2 separate regions of the Homo sapiens genome follow, and region 1 is linked to region 2. Evidence: read pairs that join two places in POLR2A ChIA-PET (ENCODE). Cell type or tissue: K562. All regions are shown on one strand. Each heading gives the region's core, and the rest is flanking DNA. Links, peaks and the distances in the headings are about the cores only.

Evidence for each region. Peaks named below come from ENCODE experiments on the same cell type or tissue, not always from the same donor. Only the 100,000 strongest peaks of a DNase experiment are listed, where the experiment ranks them.
Region 1: POLR2A ChIA-PET joins it to region 2 with 5 read pairs; 13 of 35 experiments call an interaction of 5 or more read pairs at or near these places.

The regions. Positions count from the first base shown.
Region 1 is chr5:168,568,671-168,573,073 of GRCh38, forward strand. It overlaps PANK3 (pantothenate kinase 3), which reads right to left. Exons shown (of 7, transcript NM_024594.4): 2 at 1-328. Among named protein-coding and RNA genes, the nearest start is that of PANK3, 8.5 kb to the right of the region's middle. In K562, for the core only: no CTCF peak of the experiment used is centred there; DNase peaks (open chromatin) are centred at 2,011 and 2,261; H3K4me3 peaks cover 406 bases.
Region 2 is chr5:168,621,047-168,625,449 of GRCh38, forward strand. No RefSeq gene overlaps it. Among named protein-coding and RNA genes, the nearest start is that of PANK3, 44 kb to the left of the region's middle. In K562, for the core only: no CTCF peak of the experiment used is centred there; no DNase peak of the experiment used is centred there.

The sequences.
Region 1 (4,403 bases), core at 195-4,194, 52 kb before region 2:
TAAGCACCACCTCCTGTAGCACATAGCACCGTCTGCAATGTTGAGAAGTTTTTATCTCTTCCCATTTGGATAAAAGTAGGCAGGTCCTGGGTTGGAAACCTGATAAAGTGCAAGTTCCCTCTTCGGCCAAAAAGTGTTAAATCTTTCAGTTCAAGGTGTACATCCCGAATGCCGGTGGATCCATATGCCACGTTAGAAGTCAAATATTTCCGAATACTTTTTAAACTCTCAACTTCTTCTTGCTCTTCCTCTGCTGTGATATCAATAGGTTCAAAGTACGAGAGCTTTACTAGAGTTCCCCCAATGTCCATGCCAAACCATGGGAAAGCTATGGGAGGAAAAAAAAAAAAAAAAAAAAAAATATATATATATATATATATCCATTTTAGAAACACAAATTAAAAACCAGTTAGCCACAAACTTCATTTACTCTGAATCATGCATTCAGGCAATAATATGTATTGGGTAAGACACATGTTCCATGTGGAACTTACCTTTTTCCCTTCAAAGTTTTTTTTTTTTTTTTTTTTTTGAGATGGAGTCTCGCTCTGTTGCCCAGGCTGGAGTGCAGTGGCGCGATCTTGGCTCACTGCAAACTCCGCCTCCCGGGTTCACGCCATTCTCCTGCCTCAGCCTCCCGAGTAGCTGGGACTACAGGTGCCCACCACCACGCCTGCCTAATTTTTTTTTTTTTTGTATTTTTAGTAGAGACGGGGTTTCACCGTGTTAGCCAGGATGGTCTCGATCTCCTGACCTTGTGATCCGCCTGCCTCTGCCTCCCAAAGTGCTGGGATTGCAGGCGTGAGCCACCGCGCTCGGCCCTTCAAAGTTTTATTAATATATTTTCTAAAAACGTATAGGGTGCTTAGAGTTGACCCAGGATCTTTTAATTCCTGGCCTGGTAGGCAACCCCTTTTCATTTACTAAATACCATGTGCTCCAGGGATGAGAAAAAATTCAGATCATTCTTTTTTCAATAAATAGGTCAACACTAAGGGCATGAAAATCTTTGTTTCTATAAGCATTTTAATACAATAAAACTGGCCTATAATCACTTCAAGTAACCCAGGAGAAAAGCACCTCCTTAAAAAGCAATTCCTGCCAGGTATGGTGCTCACACCTGAAATCCCAATACTTTGGGAGGCTGAGGTAGGGGGGATCGCTTGAAAACAGGAGTTTGAAACCAGCCTTGGCAATATAACAAGATCCTGTCTCCGCAAAAAATTTAAAAATTAGCTGGGCGTGGCAGCATGCACCTGTAGTCCCAGTTACAGGAGGCTGAGGCAGGAGGATCACTTGAGTCCAGGAGGCTGGGGCTGCGGTGAGCCATGTTTGCACCACTACACTGCAGATTAGGTAACAGAGTGAGATCCTGTCATAAAAAACAAACCCAAAAAGCAATTCCCTTCAGTAAATAATCATTATCTCCAGGCCGGGCGCGGTGGCTTACGCCTGTGATCCCAGCACTTTGGGAGGCCGAGACGGGTGGATCACGAGGTCAGGAGATCGAGACCTTCCTGGCTAACACAGCGAAACCCCGTCTCTACTAAAAAAATACAAAAAAATTAGCCGGCCGTGGTGGCAGGCGCCTGTAGTCCCAGCTACTCTGGAGGCTGAGGCAGGAGAATGGCGTGAACCCGGGAGGTGGAGCTTGCAGTGAGCAGAGATCGCGCCATTGCACTCCAGCCTGGGCGACGGAGCAAGACTCCGTCTCAAAAAAAAAAAAAAAGAAAGAAAGAAAGAAAGAAAGAAAATCATCATCTCCTCTACACCAGGAAACAGGAATGCATATGAATAAAATACCTGCCCTGAAGGAGCGCTCAATGTAGCAGGGGAATATAAATAAAACACATTAAGAACGAGATACACAAAATAAAATTTTATATAAGTATAGATTAATAGAAGGAATGATAAACCCTATGCCTGTGTTTGACCGTAGAAAATACTAAAACAACAAAAAACCCCATCCAAAGGTGAAGAGGCATACGTCAGTACGGTTAAGGAACTAGAAAAAGGGGGAAGTCTAAGGAAATAGATGAAGGACCTTGCACACTTAGCTAAAGAGCTTAGACTTGAACTTTTTAGACAACGGGAACACTACTGACGTTCTAAGTAAGAGAGTGGCACAGTCTACCTTCAAATTAGAAAGCAAACAAACTTTCTACTTTGGCAGTGTACAGGATAATATAAATGAGCTGCTTAAGATGTGCCAGTAAAGTAAGGCCAGCGATAGAGGCCATCTTAAGTAACACCCTCTTGAAAAAAATGGTATAGACCATTTACAAAACCCTTATCATTTAAAAACAGATTCCTGACGTCTTACCTCAGAGGCACTGGACAATAATCTTTAAGAGTGAGATACGGGATGCTATTAAAAATTATATACTGTATATATTCGGAAGATTATACTATAGTCAGATCTAAATGGCATTTGAAAATGACTGGCTTTGGTCACCTGATTCCTTCAGGTTATGAAATTCAGTTTTACAACGTGATTTCCTTATATTTATTGGCCACAATCCTTATACTGACACAAAGGAGTATTTTCCAATTGTTCCCAAGGAAGTCAGTATTATAATATTATGAATTACAAAATTCAAATTTTTAGAATTAGTTTAAAGCACAACTGATTCAGTTCTTCATAGAATTACAGCTAACATTTACTGAGTGCTCACTACCTGTCAGACACAGGCTCATTTAATCCTCAGTACCCCCACTATAAGATTGCTCTATTAAGTGTACCACTTAGACAAGGAGGCAAAGCAATTACAAACTTGCCTGAGGTCAAACTGTTAAGTGACAGTGCCAAGATTCCATCCTAAAAATATATATTTCTATTCTCTAGGATCTTAACTATTATGACAGAGACTCAAAAAGAGTTTAATACTCAAGATACATGGATTAAAATGTCTGGCAACAAAATATATTTAACAGTTTTTATGTAAAAGTTGCCAATAAAAATTATTTCTAAAATTCTACTTTCTCATTTTATTTGATATGTGTGTGCATTACAAAACCAGGAACATATAATTCAATGAGAAAGAAGTCTATACATTTCTCCATTTTATAATTTACACATTTACTAAAATTAGTATATAATTTTTAATACGAGGAAGGAGTAATCCTCATTATCTTCTTTTGGAGAAATAGCTCGTTCGTCTTTATATTTGAAACTCAAATTAGAGATCTGGAGCTACATTACAGATAATCTTAAGAAACAGTATTCTGTATTCTGGAAAGGTACTTCCAGTGTAGGAAAAAAAGTTTTTTAAAAAAGTAAAATGACATTAGACCATAATTTGGGAAGCCAGGGGCAGCTTTGAGCTCAAACACAATACTTCATCACGTCAACTATAAACAGGTATAAATAACTAAGCAACATAAGCAGAAGAAAGTGACTATATTTTCTCAGTTTTGTTGAGTGCCTAGCAACATAGGCCTTTTTTTTTTTTTTTTTTTTTGAGATGGAGTCTTGCTCTGTGGCCCAGACTGGAGTGCAGTGGCATGATCTCTGCTAACTGTAGCCTCCACCTCCTGGGTTCATGCAATTCTCCTGCCTCAGCCTCCCAAGTAGCTGGGACTACAGGTGTGCACTACCACGACCAACTAATTTTTTTATTTTTAGTAAAGAAGGGGTTTCACCATGTTGACTAGGATGGTTTTGATCTCCTAACCTTGTGTGTGTGTGTGTGCAACAAGGCTGTTTATTTCACCTGGGTGCAGGCGGGCTAAGTCCGAAAAGAGAGTCAGCAAAGGGTGGTGGGATTATCATTAGTTCTTATAGGTTTTGGGATAGGCAGTGGAGTTAGGAGCAATGTTTTGAGGGCAGGGGGTGGATCTCACAAAGTACATTCTCAAGGGTGGTGAGAATTACAAAGAACCTTCTTAAGGGTGGGGGAGATTACAAAGTACATTGATCAGTTAGGGTGGGGGAGAAACAAATCACAATGGTGGTATGTCATCAGTTAAGGCTATTTTCACTTCTTTTGAGGATCTTCAGTTGCTTCAGGCCATCTGGATGTATATGTGCAAGTCACAGGGGATATGATGGCTTAGCTTGGGCTCAGAGGCCTGATGTTCCTGTCTTCTTATATTAATAAGAAACTCAAAACAAAATAGTGGTGAAGTGTTGGAGCAGCAAAAAACTTTGGGGGTGGTATGGAGAGATAATGGGCGGTGTTTCTCAGGGCTGCTTCGAGTGGGATTAGGGGTGGCGTGGGAACCTAGTGTGGGAGAGATTCAACTGAAGAAAGATTTTGTGGTAAGGGGTGATATTGTGGGGTTGTTAGAAGGAGCATTTGTTGTATAGAATGATTGGTGATGGCCTGGATACGGTTTTGGATGAATTGAGAAACTAAACAGAAGGCACAAGGTCCAAATCTAGCCTACTAGAAATGTGTTCG
Region 2 (4,403 bases), core at 238-4,237:
CGTTCCCTGAGGAAGGAGGAATTGCACCTCCAGACTGCCTTAGGACTTGAACTGCAGCATATGTTGTTTCCTGGGTCTCCAGCCTGCTGGCTTGTCCTACAGTTTAGATTTGCTAGCTCACATGATTGCATGAACCAGTTCCTTAAAATCTCTCTCTCATTCTTCACACATGCACATATTCTCACACACATATATCCTGTTGATTCTGTTTCTTTAGAGAGAAAACTTTTTTTTCCTAAACTGTTAGAGAATGGTATAACCCTGATTCTAATTCTAGATGTAAGATTTAGGGTTTGGGCTCTCAAATCTGACTGGCTGGGTTTGAATCCTGTCTCGGTCACTTACTACATGATTTTAAAACCTTTTTAGTTGAAACATAATATACATATAAAGATATGAGCAAGACCGGGCATGGTGCCTCATGCATGAAATCCCAGCAGTTTGGGAGGCTGAGGTGGGAGGATTGCTTGAGACCAGGAGTTTGAGACCAGCCTGGACAACATAGTGAGACCCTGTCTCTACCAATAAAAAATAAAAAAATTAGCGAGGTATGGTGGCATGTGCCTATAGTCCTAGCTACTAGGGAGGCTGAGGTGGGAGGATAGCTTGAGCTCAGGAGTTCAAGGTTACAGTGAGCTGTGATTGTACCACTATACTCTAGCCTGGGCAACAGAGGAAGACCCTCTCTCAAAAAGGAAAAACAAACAAACATATAATAAGGGTATAGCTTAATGAATTTTCAAAACAGAACACAACAGTTAAAGGAGCATGATAAAAAACTAGAACATTACTAGCACCCAAGAAGCTACCCTTATGCCCACTTCCAGTGACTTCTCATACTCAATGAAGGAAACTACAATTGCTGACTTCTAAAAAAAATAGATACGCCTCACCAGTTTTTGTACTTTATATACAAGGAATCATACAGTGTATATTATTGTATCTGTCTTATGCTCACCCTTTTGTTTGTGAGATTCATTTATGTGGTGGTATGTAGTAGTAGTTTGTTGTTGTATAGTATTTGTGTATAGTGTTTTATTATGTGACACACTAAATTTACTAATTCATTTTATTGTTGATGAGCGTTTGTGTATTTTCCAGTTTCTGGTTGGTTTGCCATCATGAATAAAGCTACCATGAACATTCTAGTGCATGGCTTCTGGTGAGCATAGGTGGGCATTCCTATTGAGTATATAACTAGGAATAGAATTGCTAGTTCATGAGGTATACATAGTTCAGCTTTGGTTAGTACTGCTAAACAGGTTTCCAAAGTAGTTGTGCCACTTTACACCCCCATCTCCAATGCATAAGAGTTTCAGTTGCGGCTGGATGTGGTTGCTCACACCTGTAATCCCAGCATTTTGGGAGGCTAAGGCAGGAGGATTGCTGGATCCCAGGAGTTCGAGACCAGCCTGGTCAACATAGGGAGACCCTGTCTCTACCAGAAAAAAAAAACTAGCTGGGTGTAGTGGTCTGTGCCTGTAGTCCCATCTACTCAGGAGGCTGAGGTGGGAGGATCCCTTGAGCCCAGGAGGTCGAGGCTGCAGTGAGCCATAATCACTCCAGCCTGGGCAATAGAGCAAGACCCTGTCTCAAAAAAAAAAGTTCCAGTTGCTCCACAGTCACACTTACATGTGATATTTCCCCATCCTTTTCATTTGAGTTGTTCTCATTCTTCCCCCACCCCCAGCCTTATTAAGGTATAATTGGCAAATAAAAATTGTAGATATTAAAGGTATACAATATATAATTGACAAGTAAAAATTACAGATATTCAAGGTATACAATGCAATGATTTGATATGTATATAGATTGTGAAATGATTACCACAATCAAATTAACATATCCATGACCACCCATGGTTACCATTTTTTTTTAGTGTATGTGTGATGAGGACACTAAACATCTACTCTCTCAACAAATTTCAAGTAAACAATACAGTACTATTATCTATAGTTACCATGCTGTACATTAGGTTCCCAGAACTTATTCAACTTATCATTGAAAGTTTGTACCCTTTGACCAACATCTCCCCATTTCTTCCACCTCCAAGCCCCTGGTAACCACTGTTCTACTCTACACTTGCATGAGTCTGACTTTTTAGAATTCTACATATAGAGGAGATCATGTGGTATTTGTCTAACCATTCTGTTTCTGGTGAGTTTGTATCATGTGTTTTTTGTTTGCATTTTCCTATAAGGTTGAAAGTTCCAAAACTGGCTGGGCATGGTGGCTCATGCCTGTAGTCCCAGCACTTTGGAAGGGAGGATCACTTGAGGCCAGGAGTTTAAGACCAGCCTGGGCAACATAGCAAGACCCTGTCTTTATAATAAATAAAAAAAGAAAGTTGCAAAGTTGAATACCATTTCATCTGTTTATTAGGCATTTGGGTATCCTGTTTTAGAAAGAGATTTTTTTGTACCTTTTTAAATTGGGTTGTCTGTTTCTAGTTTATTAAGAAGTGGAAGCTTAGCCTATTTGAGGACTTCTTTTCTGATATAGGTATTTAAAGGTACACACTTCTAAGCATTGCTTTAGCTGCATCCCATAAATTTTGATATATTGTTATTTTTATTCAGTTCAAAATGTTTCTAATTTGTCTTGTGATTTCTTATTTGACCTATAGATTATTTAGAAACATGGTTATTTTCCAAATATTTGAGGAATTCCCACACTTCTTTCTGTTACTGATTTCTAATTTAATTCCATTGTGGTTGGGGAACATGCTTTGTATAATTTCAATCCTTTTACATTTGTCAAAACTTGTTTTATGGCCTAGCATCTGCATTAGGTTCTAGTTGGCTCCCAAAAACTTTGAGCTTAGCTCTTTAGCCTCATGTACCCCTAGCCTTAGGATTCAGAGAGTGTCTAGTGAGGAAAATCAGGTGTGTCTGAGGCTCTTCATGTTCCTGATTTTGTCACTCAAGCCTTACGCATTAATGGAAAGCTTTGATCCAGTCTTCAGCCCATGCTCAGATTTGGTAGCTGTACCCAGGGGAAAATAACAGTTGCCAATTTGACCATTCTCTGAACTATTCTCTCTTCTCTGGGATTTTTAGTCCATCTAGTCCTTACTGCTTCCACAACCCTTTGACACCTTTAAAATGTGATTTTTAAAATTGACTTAGGTCTTTTTGTTTTCTAAATTATATATATATATATATATATATATATATATATATATATATATATCTTTTATAGAGATGGGATCTCACTATGCTGCTTAGCCTGGTCTTGAACCCTGGCCTAAAGCGATCCTCCCACCTTGGCCTCCCAAAGTGCTAGGGTTACAGGCATGAGCCACCATGTCCAGCTTATTTAGGTCTTAATAGTTGCTGTTACTGACAGTGTGGCCTGTTTCAACGTCCAATAGCCTACCCAGAAGGGGAAGTTCTTTACTTTACTGTGTTATTTACTCACCTTTGCTTCCTTTGTGGCTTGCAGTGTTCCCCTGGATTTATTTCTCTTCTTGCTAGAATGCTACCTACAACAGTATTTTCATGGAGGATCTTTGAGTGGTACAATTGAAGCTTGTTATGTAGATTAAAATTTTGGGTTTCATGTTATTTTCCTTTAAAACTTTTGAAAATATTGTTTCTTCTCATAATAGTATTTCCCACAATCATCCCAAATTGAAAATAACCTAAACAGAGAACAGATAAATAAACTTTGATACATTTATACGACCAGATACTACATGGCAGTGGCTCTAACTGCTGATGATTTTGCCCCCCCACTCCACCTCCCAGGAGACATTTGGCAGTATCTGGAGGTATTTTTTCATTATCACAACTTACATGGGAGGGAGAGGATTGCTACTGGCATTCAGTTGGCAGAGGCTGGAAATGTGGCTGAATACCCTGCAATACACAGCATAGTCACCTACAGCAAAGAATTATCTAGCCCCAAATGTCAACAGTGCTGAGGTTGAGAAACTGCTATACATTAATGGGAATCAATGAACTATTGCCACATAGGTGGATCTCACACACAGAATGTTGAGCAACAGAAGCCTGATACAAAAGAGTAAAGACAGTGTGCTTCTATTTATGTAAAATTCAAAATCAGAACAAAACTAACTCACGGAGTTAGAAGTCAGAATAGGGTTTTCTTCGGGGGGAAATGGTGACTGGAAAGGGGCAAGGAGGACTTTTTAGGTGATGGTAATGTTCTCTTTCTTGACATGGGGGTTAGTTACACAGATGTGTTCACATTGCGAAATCAAGCTGTACTTTATGATGGGTTCATTCTCTCTCTCTCTCTCTCTGTCTCTCTCTCTTTCCCTGTCTCCCTCTCTCCCTCTCTTCCTCTCTCCCTCTCTCCCTCTCCCTCTCTGCCTATCTTCCCATCTTCCCATCTCCCCCTCTCCCCCCGCTCCTTCCATATGTATAATACTTGAATAA